Regions from separate parts of the Homo sapiens genome. Here all the other regions are linked to region 3. The links are chromatin contacts, found by Hi-C in ENCODE. All regions are on one chromosome and are shown on one strand. The core of a region is the stretch at or near the end of the contact, and the rest is flanking DNA. Distances in the headings are between cores, read along the strand shown.

Region 1 (3,256 bases), core at 19-2,518, 360 kb before region 3:
CATAAGTCATGTTATCAGAGTTTTATTCAAATAGAGCTAATATATCCAATTTATGATTTTTTTTTTTTTTTTTTGAGAAGAGGTCTCATTCTGTCACCCAAACTGGAGTGCAGTGGTGTGATCACCGGGGCTCAATCCATCCTCCCACCTCAGCCTCCTGAGTAGCTGGGACTACAGGCATGTACCATGACAGCTGACTTATTTTTGTATGTTTTTTTATAGAGATGGGGTTTCACCATGTTGCCCAGACTGGTCTTGAACTCCTGGGCTCAAACAATACACCCACTTTGGCCTCCCAAAATGCTGGAATTAGAGGCATGAGCCACTGCACCCGGCCAATCCATGATATATATTTTTTTAAACTAGGAAAAGACAAGTTACAAATCACCGTATAGAGACAAAGCAGGATCAATTTAATTCAAATTTACAGGATTTTAATTGGTTTTCTTCTGAATCATCTTTGCTTACAATACCTTATGAGACCTGGTGATAACATATCCCACTGTTAAGTCAGGTTACTAAGAGGAATAAAGAATACCAACCTGTATCCATCTCATCCACACTGTTCAGGAAGTCATCTGGGGTTCGAGGGACACTGTAGCTGCTCATGCTTAGTCCACTGTCTGTACTCTCATCTCGAGAGTGATAGGTGCCACTACATAAACATGACAGTTAAAGACCAACACAAAAAATTTTAAAAATCAATTCAAGGTAAAAATAAACACCTGCTGAGCAGCAACATAATTCTCAAAGAGGATTAGTGAAAATTCCTGTCCTGCAATGTCTGAAACAAGCACCCTCCCTCAGGGCCATAGACAGGGCTTGTGCTATGAAGTGAAATAGACAAGTTAATCCTAATTGAAGCTGGCAGCTCTAAGGAACCAAGATTTCTCCTAAGGTTCTGTGCTTGGTGACAATAAGGGACAAAAAAAGATACCCCCAGTTAGTTTTCCTGGCTGACAGAAAATTCTCTGCATCAGTATTCTCCTCTCTGTAATATCATTTGAATCTGGGGGTGCGGAGGAACCCATACAACTTACTTGTCCCAAGGCCTCAATTCTCCAGGTGGTGGTGGCACAGAGACGTCACAACACAAACTCCAGGTGGGCGAGGAGACAGGTCTGCACTAGACTCAAGTTAAATTCCTAGCTATTGTGCAGAGAACATAAGCCAAGGAAAAATCAACCCCAAATAAACCACCAGAATTCCTTTTAGGACTGAGCCAAAATAGGTGAGTCACTGCCAATAAGATAAGAATACTCGTGGCTTGATCTCCTTGCTTCTGTGTTTGGGCGGGGGAGGAAAAAGCCTCAAACACTTCAGTACGAAACGAAACGGGAAATCATATAGCTCCAGTTAAAGAAAAGAGCAAAACAAAAAACTGCAAGGCACATCCCTTGAAAATAAAATGACCCAACACAGATTTTCACTTTAGACTAAGTAAGGTTTCCCAGATTTACATTAAAAGTATGGTAAATATCCATTACCCTGAGAAATAGAACACTTTCCTAAGCTAGTAGCATCTAGACATCAGCTGGCATTCCCTGAGTTCTACTAACTCTACAAAATCTTAGAGAAACGCATAAAATCAAGGCAGCTGTTATTCTTCAATGGTCTGTGTGAGTGTGAACTTCAACTTTCTCTACGGCTTGTACATTTAATAAGCAGCTATTTAACTTACATAAAAGTTAAAAAATAAAAACAAGTTTAACAATTGCTCAAGGCTAAAAGCTCAGTCAATACCCCAACTGCCTTCCCTAAATGATGCAATGCATTTGCCTTGTTCTCTCTCTCCCCTCATTCTATATACTGCCATCACTGGTTTACTCTAATGCTTCTGCCAGATTTTGCCAAGGCTCAAAAGCCTCACACAGATCCAAGAAAACACACATTTGCCTCTGAGACCATTGGTATACAATGCAGCCATATATGAGAAGGCCTCAGGATGTGGTTTGTTTGTATTTTGCCTGCCCTGATCTGGGACAAGAGCCTGGTCCTAGTCATCACTCTATTCGGCTGCTAAGCATGGGACACACATCAGACATTTTAGTCTATTACTGAATAACTGAACTTACAGAGTTGCGCAGAGTTCATTCCAAACCACAGGGGAAGCACATGGGCATTCCTGAGGACAGAGTTTACAGGGCCATTTTCCTGGTGAGGAACTGCTCCCTGCAGAACCCCACTTCCTACAGGCCCCACTCATTCAGTAAACATTCACTGAGCATCTGCTACTACATGACAGGCATTAGACTAGGCTTTGAGGATAAAGAGGTTAACAATCACCACCACCTACAAACAATGTTTTGTGAGAGGCTCACAACTTCAAGGAGGGAAATGAACAAATATACTAATGAATCATATTTAGGGGCTATATGAACTCAGATGTAAGCACAGTGCTTTCAGAACAAACAGGGAGCTTAGAAGTAAAGGGTAAAAGTTTCATGGAGGGGGACATCTGAGTGAGCTTTGAGGGTAAAAGTAAAAGGGAACTAAGGGAACTCAGCATTACTACTAAGAGTCAATGCCAAGGCAAGTTGGGGCAAAAAGTATTTAGAGCTTAAGGAATATACATAAATCAAATAGTAAACAAGGGAAAAACCATCAAGAGGTTTTTTTGTTTGTCTTTTTGTTTTTTGAGACCAAGTTTCACTCTTGTTGCCCAGGCTGGAGTGCAACGGCATGATCTCGGCTCACCGCAACCTCTGCCTCCCGGGTTCAAGCGATTCTCCTGCCTCAGCCTCCCGAGTAGCTGGGATTATAGGCATGCGTGACCATGCCCAACTAATTTTGTATTTTTAGTAAAGATGGGGTTTCGCCATGTTGGTCAGGCTGGTCTCGAACTCTTACCCCAGGTGGTGGTCCACTTGCCTTGGCCTCCCAAAGTGCTGGGATTACAGGCATGAGCCATCATGCCCAGCCAAGAGTTGTTTTTTTTTTTAAAGAAAAAAAAAGTCAAAGTCAGATGTATGTTATTATTAGAAACTGGGGGTACTGCAGAGAATGCATATACAATTCTGCCCTTAGATTAGTAACACTGATTATCTGCCACTCTGATCTTCCCAGAAAATAGAATCTCAAATTGTAGCCCAGCTCTCATCAAAAGTTTTAAGAAAAAAAATCTTCATAAGTGACTGTCAGAAGGATATGCAGCCTATCCATTTTTAAAATGGTCTAATTTTTATCCCTGGGATTAATATAGCCCCTTCAACAAGACAGGTACTGGAATTACATGGATATGAAATTTTCCTTGTTG
Region 2 (3,531 bases), core at 105-2,604, 480 kb before region 3:
AAACTGTATGTGCATGCCAAATAGAACTTACATACTCTTCAATTTATTCAGTAAAGTCTAAGAATAATTCACACTTTAGATAATACATCTTAATTCCAGCAATTTGTCACAACTTTCTAAATGAAAAAGCTATTAATTAAAATAAGTAAATGCAACATACTCCCCATAGCACTAACTATACGTGTCTTTAAAACGCACAACTTCAGAGACAGATGGAAATTTTCACACAGGAAACATTTTGTCCTTGCTCTCCTCCCCTTTTCTGGCCTAAAGGTAACTCTGGCACTCTGCTGGAGGCAAAGGCACATTGGTTAAAAAGACAGACAGACACTCCACTACACCCTGTCAGCAGCAGTACAGCAGGAATTAAGACAGCAACGTTAGTTTGTAATATCAAGTCTCTCCACGACTAGGAAAACTGCAGTAAAATGCACCACGAGTTCATTAATATAAACTCTTAAACTCTGCCATTCCCTTACAATTTCAAAGCAACGACCACAGAAAGCAACTCGAAAACAAAACCTAACACAGTGGCCTGTGAAACAGTGGCTCCGGCACTACGACCACTGGCATGATTGCTTTAATTACACCCGGTCTTATATCCTATCTTTAAATGAAAGATTTTTATCTACGTGCACCGCACTGCTGCATTCTCTTTACGCAAATTGCAGCTGGGCAGGGGATAGGATGGAAGGGAAAAGAATAGAAACTATGGGATTTACCCAATAATTTCCCAGAGTTGCTTCTCACAATACACAACAGACGACTACTGGAATGACAGAGCGCAGTGGCAACTATGAAATATGAAATATCGCCGCCACCGAAATATCTTCGTTTCAATGTATTACATTAAAAGAACGCCGAGGGCTAAGTTTAAAACCTTGCAAAAACTGCGAGAAAACATCTTGGTCAAAGTCCAAGGGCCAGAAGAGTGGGCGGCGGCCAGAGGCTTGAAAACAAGTCATTTTAAAAATCGCTTTGACTGCAAGTCTCGAAGTTGGGGCTTCCGAATCCAATAAAACCTTGGCGAGAGTAGAAAGCAGAGAGCCCCCGGCGACCCTCGACCCTTGGCCGAAGGGCCTCAGGCCCCGTCCTTCCTCGTTCGCCGCCACATCAGGGAAGTGGGCCCCCGCGGGCCCTCGCGTCCCCACCCGCCCCACGCCGCCCGAGCCCGGAAGGAGCAGCACTCACCGCAGTGCGGGCGCAGCAAACACGGAAGCTGCGCGGCTGCCTAGAGGCCTCCGCAGAGCCGGGAATCAGCGGCGCCGACAAGGAGATACGGCCCGCTCGGCTCGGATCAGCCCGGGCGCTCCCGAAGCCCGCCGCCCCATCCGGGCTCACTCTGACGCACGATGACGTCAGCGCGCCCGGCCGAGGACCAGCGTTAGCCGCCGCGCGAGGGCGCCCGGGAGGCTGGGGCCGGAAAGCGGAACCGAGAGCGCTTTCCGCCGTGCGGCGATGAACCTCCGGGAAAGACGCTGGGAGGCCAGGATGCCCGGCGCAACTGGACGCTCATCGGGAGTCACGGGGTCGGCCCTCAGGGGAACGGGGACTATCCGTATCAACTCGGTGTTTGTTCGTTTTCTTCACCTTGCGGTTTGTGCCCTCTCCACATTTCCTCTCTGTGTCTACCATTCTCCTGGGGGACGTGGCAAACCGTGAGCCGCTGCGTTTGAGTTTTGGGAAACCCTGCGGAAACGCCCTGGCGCCGGTGGTTTTGCGCGTCCTACCCTGTGTCACCTCAGGGTTATGATCTGGCCCCTGGCAAGGCTCCCCAAGTGTGATGCCTCCCCCCGTCCAGATGACTGCATTTTGAGGATGGAGTCAGTCTGGTGGCATTTTTTGCTTAAGTAAACAATTGTAACCGTTTGTGTAGCATCAGCGTTCAACAGCTGCCTGTGCAAATCGAAAAAAGCGAAACTTTGGAAACTAGGAAGCATCAGATGAATAATTCTGAAGACTTGATGTCAACGGGAGTATCTTGTTTTTAAACTTTTGGTTTTCTGTTCTGGAGACAAACAGTTCATATGCACTAAAGAAAAAAGTGTCATTATTTCAGATGCTCATTGCCAGCAAAGAGAACTGTATTGCAAGTCAGGCTTCACTCCCAGTATTTTCTGAATGTTTCAATAAAATGAAATATATACGTCTGCCTGTGTATTGGTGTACATGCACATATAATTGTACATAAACCAGAGAGGAGCCCAATTTTTTTTAATGCTTAGGTAATAGAAAATTTGTAAATAAAAACCCTTGGCTTTTGCTAGTCATGGACCTTTTGTATCCCCCCGCCATACTCCCCCAATAGTGCCATAGACACAGTGTCGTGCAGTAAATGTTTGTGGTATGACAACCAACGAACGACTTTTGAAGTTGACGCTCTTTGCCCGTTGAATCCGATGCTTGCTTCTCTCTGGGGAACTCCAAGGGGCAAATATTTAAAAAACTTCCAAATAGCAAGCCACTTAATTAGGGAGCCGGGGGAATTCCAAGACCCTGAACCATTTCCCATTTCCTGTCTGTGTCATTTCTGCCTGCCAGTCAGTCACAGAACAGGAGGTCTACTGTTCCAATGTTAATAGTCAAAGAAAGTGAGTGTAACAGTTTGTAATACAGAGAAAAGAAATGCCATGGCTCCCAATGACTAAAAACTTCCAAAAATGCACCTGGGGCTTGGTAGTAGTTTAGTATTTAGTTCAAGTCACTATTTCTCGGAAGGTTTACAGAACATTCCTAACACATGTGGGAAAATATATATAGCAAGAATTGTTCATTCTGAACTCAAGATTATTTCTCTTTTTCAGTTCTTGTCCTGACCAAAGCAGTAAGATAATGAATATACTTAAGTATAGGGGAAAGCTTGCATTTCAAAAACTCAAAAGCCTTAGATATTTTTAACAAAAAATATTTGTAATATTTACATATAATAAATAGTACCTCATAACTTTTAATCTTGTATAACTTTGTAGTCTAGTGTTACAGCTAGTTAATTCAGTTACCTGTTTATTCAGTTAATTTTTTTTCATTTTGCTAGTATAAAGTTGCTGTTAATCTTAAAAAAATAAGCTATGTATGTCTGCTGCAGTTGCCCTTCTAACGTTTTTCACATTTATGTAGAAAAAAAATTTACAGTATTTAAAACAATTTTGAAGAAGAAAAGTAAGATTGGAAGGTCTTGTCCTACCAGGTAATGAGTTACAATAAAGCCATAGTAATTGAGACAGTCTTGTATTATTAAACGCCCTAAGATGGACAATTAAAGGAAGGAGATACAGAGCCCCAAGAAGAGACCCATATCTATGTATTTGGGAATTTGATATACTGGCATTATGTATTAATGAGAAAATGATTAATTACTCAATAAGTAATGCTGAATGAATGGTTATTCTAATGGAAAATAAAATTAGATCACTACCATATACTATTTAAAAATCTCTGCCGGATTTTTTTTAAAAACCCTCAAAAGTAAACAGCCATCATTATGAATCCAGGGATTTAAAGAAGTTTGGTGAGTTGTAATCCACTGTAGCT
Region 3 (3,718 bases), core at 1,015-3,514:
ATGATTGGATAGAAATTTCCTTAAATATCTGGAATCAATTAATCTTTGCTAAGAGGTTCTGTGTGTGTTTTGGGGCATGCCTTTGACATGCAACTGAGTAGTTGACAACTCTGCCTTAGCCTTCACTTCCTGTTTGTGCAGAACCTCCAGACTAGCCAGAGGAGAGAGTTTAGAGGGTTATCAGGTATTTCCTGAGCATATGCAGAGCCCTGTACATGCACACAGCTTTACACACATAAGTGGCTTCTATAGTCTCAGGGATGTGTCACAGCTTTTCAAGGTTCCTATGGACAGCTTATCCTCTAGCTTTCCCTTTAAGCTTTTTAATTAGTCTGTTGTTAGCCATAACTGTTATCCACCACTTCAGGCAGCTGCAATATTATGCAATTGACTCTTATTGTTTTCAACACTTTTGGGGAAAAGAATTTTTCACAAGGGAGAGTTCTTAGTAAGGTAAAAATGAAGACAACCCTGTCAGTGGGCTCTTCTAGGGAACCAACAGGCAATTAACATCACAACAATTTTCTGTGAATGTGCTTTAAAGAAGCTCCAACCCCATTCCACCTTCTTCAGTGTATGACAGGCTGCTGGTTTTCACTGTGATTGTAGGTTATTGACTTTTGAGGCTGTGACTGAGCTGGGAGAGGAGATAGGAAAAGGGAAGTTATAAAACTATAAACCTATTTTTCTTACCAAGATTGAGCTTTTTTTTTGGTAAATAAATTATTCCCAGATTGTTGCAAGCCTTTGATTAATTTCTGTAGTTCTGCAACAGTTGATTCTGACAACTTTTTTGTTGGTCGGTATTCTTATTTCTTTTATAGATGAGAGGATTTTTGGATGAATCAGGTACAGTGGAAAAACACCTTGTAGAAGTTTTAATTCAATCTCCCAGTACGTTTTATCTTTGATATTAGTAGAATCAGGCTTTGTTAGAAATCAAATCTTACTAATTGCACTAAATAGGGGTTACATTATGAGTTAGAATATAATTATTACAAAATTCATAATAATTAAACTAGTTTTTTTTTAAAACTAATATGGCCTTTGCTCATATGCCAAATATTGTTATGGATTGGAACATAGATCAAGGGTCAAGTCTCATTTAATTTGAGATTAAAAATTTTGTGGGCAAAAACATGCCATGCTTTATACTAAAGGTTATACTGACATGGGATCTTAATGAACTTTAAGTGATTGTCATCTTTCCCTAACTGTTAAAATCCTAGTCAAGTTTAATGAGCTTCTATTATGACTAACTACATTCTTATTTCCTGCTGGAGAAGTGCCTCAATGTGGGAGAAGGGGCTCTCTGTATACTTTACAATCCCTCATCAGTTTGGTATGTTGATGGAGGAATCTTTTTGGAATAATAAAGGTCTACTGCTTTGGAAGTTTTAATCATCTGGGAATATGCTGGAACACAGTGTTGGTGACAAGTAGTATAAAAAACCTTGAGCTTCCAGAAGTCAGGGAGAAGCTCTGGGTTAAGCCTCCTGGTGAATTAGGCTGATAAATATTCATGGGTATAGGCAGAAACTTATTCTGGAGATTCTCAACAGGGATCCTGACAACTGATTACAGGCATAGAAACTGTGAACCCAAAGAAAGGAGGCAACTAGTTCTCCAAACTTTGCTTAGAATGATCTAGAGAGGGCTCCCGTTCTAGTGAGCACACCTTTAGAATTTATGGTTAGAAGTAAAAAATATGTGATGTAAGGACCCAAGACATGTACTCAGAAGTAACATCAAGTCACTAAGAAGGAAAATAGCAGCCTGGAAAGAACTGGACTAACAGCTACCGTTAAAGCAGGGCCTTGCTTGCATAGAGGCTAGCCAATTCACAGTGGCCTTGCATTCCATTCTGGAAATTGTCTGCTCTATTTAAGGTTGGGTTTTTTTTCGTAACTGAGAAAGGAAGGATGAGTCGCCCTAACTTTCCTTAATGCCTGAAACATTTGATCCCAAATTTTGCATGGATTTTCTCTTGAATGGCCATTGCTGATTGGAAATATCAATGGAATTCTTAGTAATTCCACTATCTTTGGGCTGCTCCCTAGTTTCCCAAGAAACAGCCTCACTGTACGAGCCTGCTACCTTGCTCTTGTACTACCACTCCACTTGCCTGTGCACTATACATATCTATTAATTGTCCCGTTTTATGCAATCTTCTCCTCTCTCTCTCTGCAATCTCCTCCCCTGACCCCAATAATCTCAGAACATCAGTATATTTAGCACAGATATCAGTCACTATTTCACTCCTGCTCCCTCCAGTGGCACTACAGTGGACCTGACAGTCTGTTTTCCCCCAGAGCCTGTTAAGTGATTCCATCCATGGGTGCTTGGCCTGTGATTGCATCACAAGCTGGATAACACTTGTTTTTCTTTTCTCTTGCACCCCCCTGGCTTGTCTTGTATCCTTCCTCATTCCTGTGTTCTTCTTAGGAACTTGTTTTTGCAGTAAAAATGCATCTTGAATGTAGAGTTACAGAAAAATTTGAGATTGGTGAGAAGTTTTCTTTGTGCTAACGGAGTTGCTTCTAATACTTGTCTAGGCTGTGTCTTTATTTGCTGTGGGGAAGTTATTTTACCAGTTGGAGTGGGGTTATGATGACATATTTACAAACACTGAAGTATGAGCCTGTGAAGGAGAGTCCATCCCAGGACATCATTAAGGGCTGGACGTATTAGGGGATGGATTTATTAGGGGTATCTCCTGGCAATGCCCCCATCCTCTTTGATAGGACCTCGCTGACAAAGCCTGACCCTTAGGGTGCATGTGTGTGCATAGACTGTAGTTTTCAATTTTCTGCTTGAAGGTGGCAGAAGGAATTCCAGTCATCATGAGATCATTGGTGTCTCTCTTCAGAGTTCATGGACAGTATTGCTAAAATAAATGCCCCATCTAGCTTAGATAAGCTTGGGTTTCTTTTTCTTATGAGACAGGGTCTTGTTTTGTCACCCAGGCTGGAGTTGAATTTGCTGAGACAAAAGATGCTGATGAAATGCAGTAGCTTTCTTAACATGAAAGCAAATCCATGTTGCAGCTTAATTTTCCCTCTATTAATTACTCAATGGAATACTACTCAGCCACTAAAAGGAATGAATTAATGGCATTTGCTGCAACCTGGATGGGGTTGGAGACTATTATTTTAAGTGAAGTAATTCAGAAATGGAAAACCAAACATCGTATATTCTCACTCATAAGTGAGAGACTTCTGCCATGATTGTAAGTTTCCTGAGGCCTCCTCAGAAGCTGAGGAGATGACAGTATCATGCTTCCTGTATAGCTTGCAGAGCTGAGCTGATTAAACCCTTTTTCTTTATAAATTACCTAGTCTCAGGCACTTCTTTATAGCATTGTGAGAATGACCTAATACACTATTGAATTGAGGGAGGCCATTTAATCTTTAGCATTTTTCACCAGCATTGTGCTATATAGAGAACAACTACTCTAGCACTTCATAGCTGTTGGCACACTCCTCTCCTATGTCTTGATGGGGAGAGTGTGCCTTCTGCATCCTTTAATAGGATATAGTTGAAGGTTGGTGGTGATTATCTGGTTGCTATGTGGTAAATACATACTAGAATTTCTATCTCGTGAAGTACTTAGTTGACAGAAATTCTTTGTTTACAGTATAGAGGCCAAAATCTAGCTTGGACCACCTTTGAGTTCAAGTTTTTATCAAATTAGATGAGAAACACAAAAGCAACTTCC

The links. Hi-C counts contacts between places; a loop is a spot of excess contacts on that map. Pooled maps may share reads with other maps.
Region 1: a map of IMR-90 shows a loop between it and region 3 (3-fold over the local background). The contact joins two enhancer-like sites. A Hi-C loop is called at or near these places in 2 of 168 maps with a recorded cell type or tissue (IMR-90 and endothelial cell of umbilical vein) and 2 of 50 pooled maps.
Region 2: a map of endothelial cell of umbilical vein shows a loop between it and region 3 (10-fold over the local background). The contact joins the promoter of BIRC2 here to the enhancer-like site in region 3. A Hi-C loop is called at or near these places in 3 of 168 maps with a recorded cell type or tissue (HCT116, PC-9 and endothelial cell of umbilical vein) and 5 of 50 pooled maps.

Annotation. Positions count from the first base shown.
Region 1 is chr11:102,224,868-102,228,123 of GRCh38, reverse strand. It overlaps YAP1 (Yes1 associated transcriptional regulator), which reads right to left. Exons shown (of 9, transcript NM_001130145.3): 8 at 543-655. Among named protein-coding and RNA genes, the nearest start is that of BIRC3, 91 kb to the left of the region's middle. Within about 2 kb of position 1,268, at least 7 of the 41 ENCODE cell types and tissues checked have a DNase peak (open chromatin) inside an H3K27ac peak, as active enhancers do; they include IMR-90 and endothelial cell of umbilical vein, where a contact is called at or near this core.
Region 2 is chr11:102,345,037-102,348,567 of GRCh38, reverse strand. It overlaps BIRC2 (baculoviral IAP repeat containing 2), which reads right to left and starts at 1,354. Exons shown (of 9, transcript NM_001166.5): 1 at 1,192-1,354. RefSeq lists an enhancer at 733-802.
Region 3 is chr11:101,861,182-101,864,899 of GRCh38, reverse strand. No RefSeq gene overlaps it. Among named protein-coding and RNA genes, the nearest start is that of CEP126, 52 kb to the left of the region's middle. Within about 2 kb of position 2,264, at least 5 of the 41 ENCODE cell types and tissues checked have a DNase peak (open chromatin) inside an H3K27ac peak, as active enhancers do; they include IMR-90, PC-9 and endothelial cell of umbilical vein, where a contact is called at or near this core.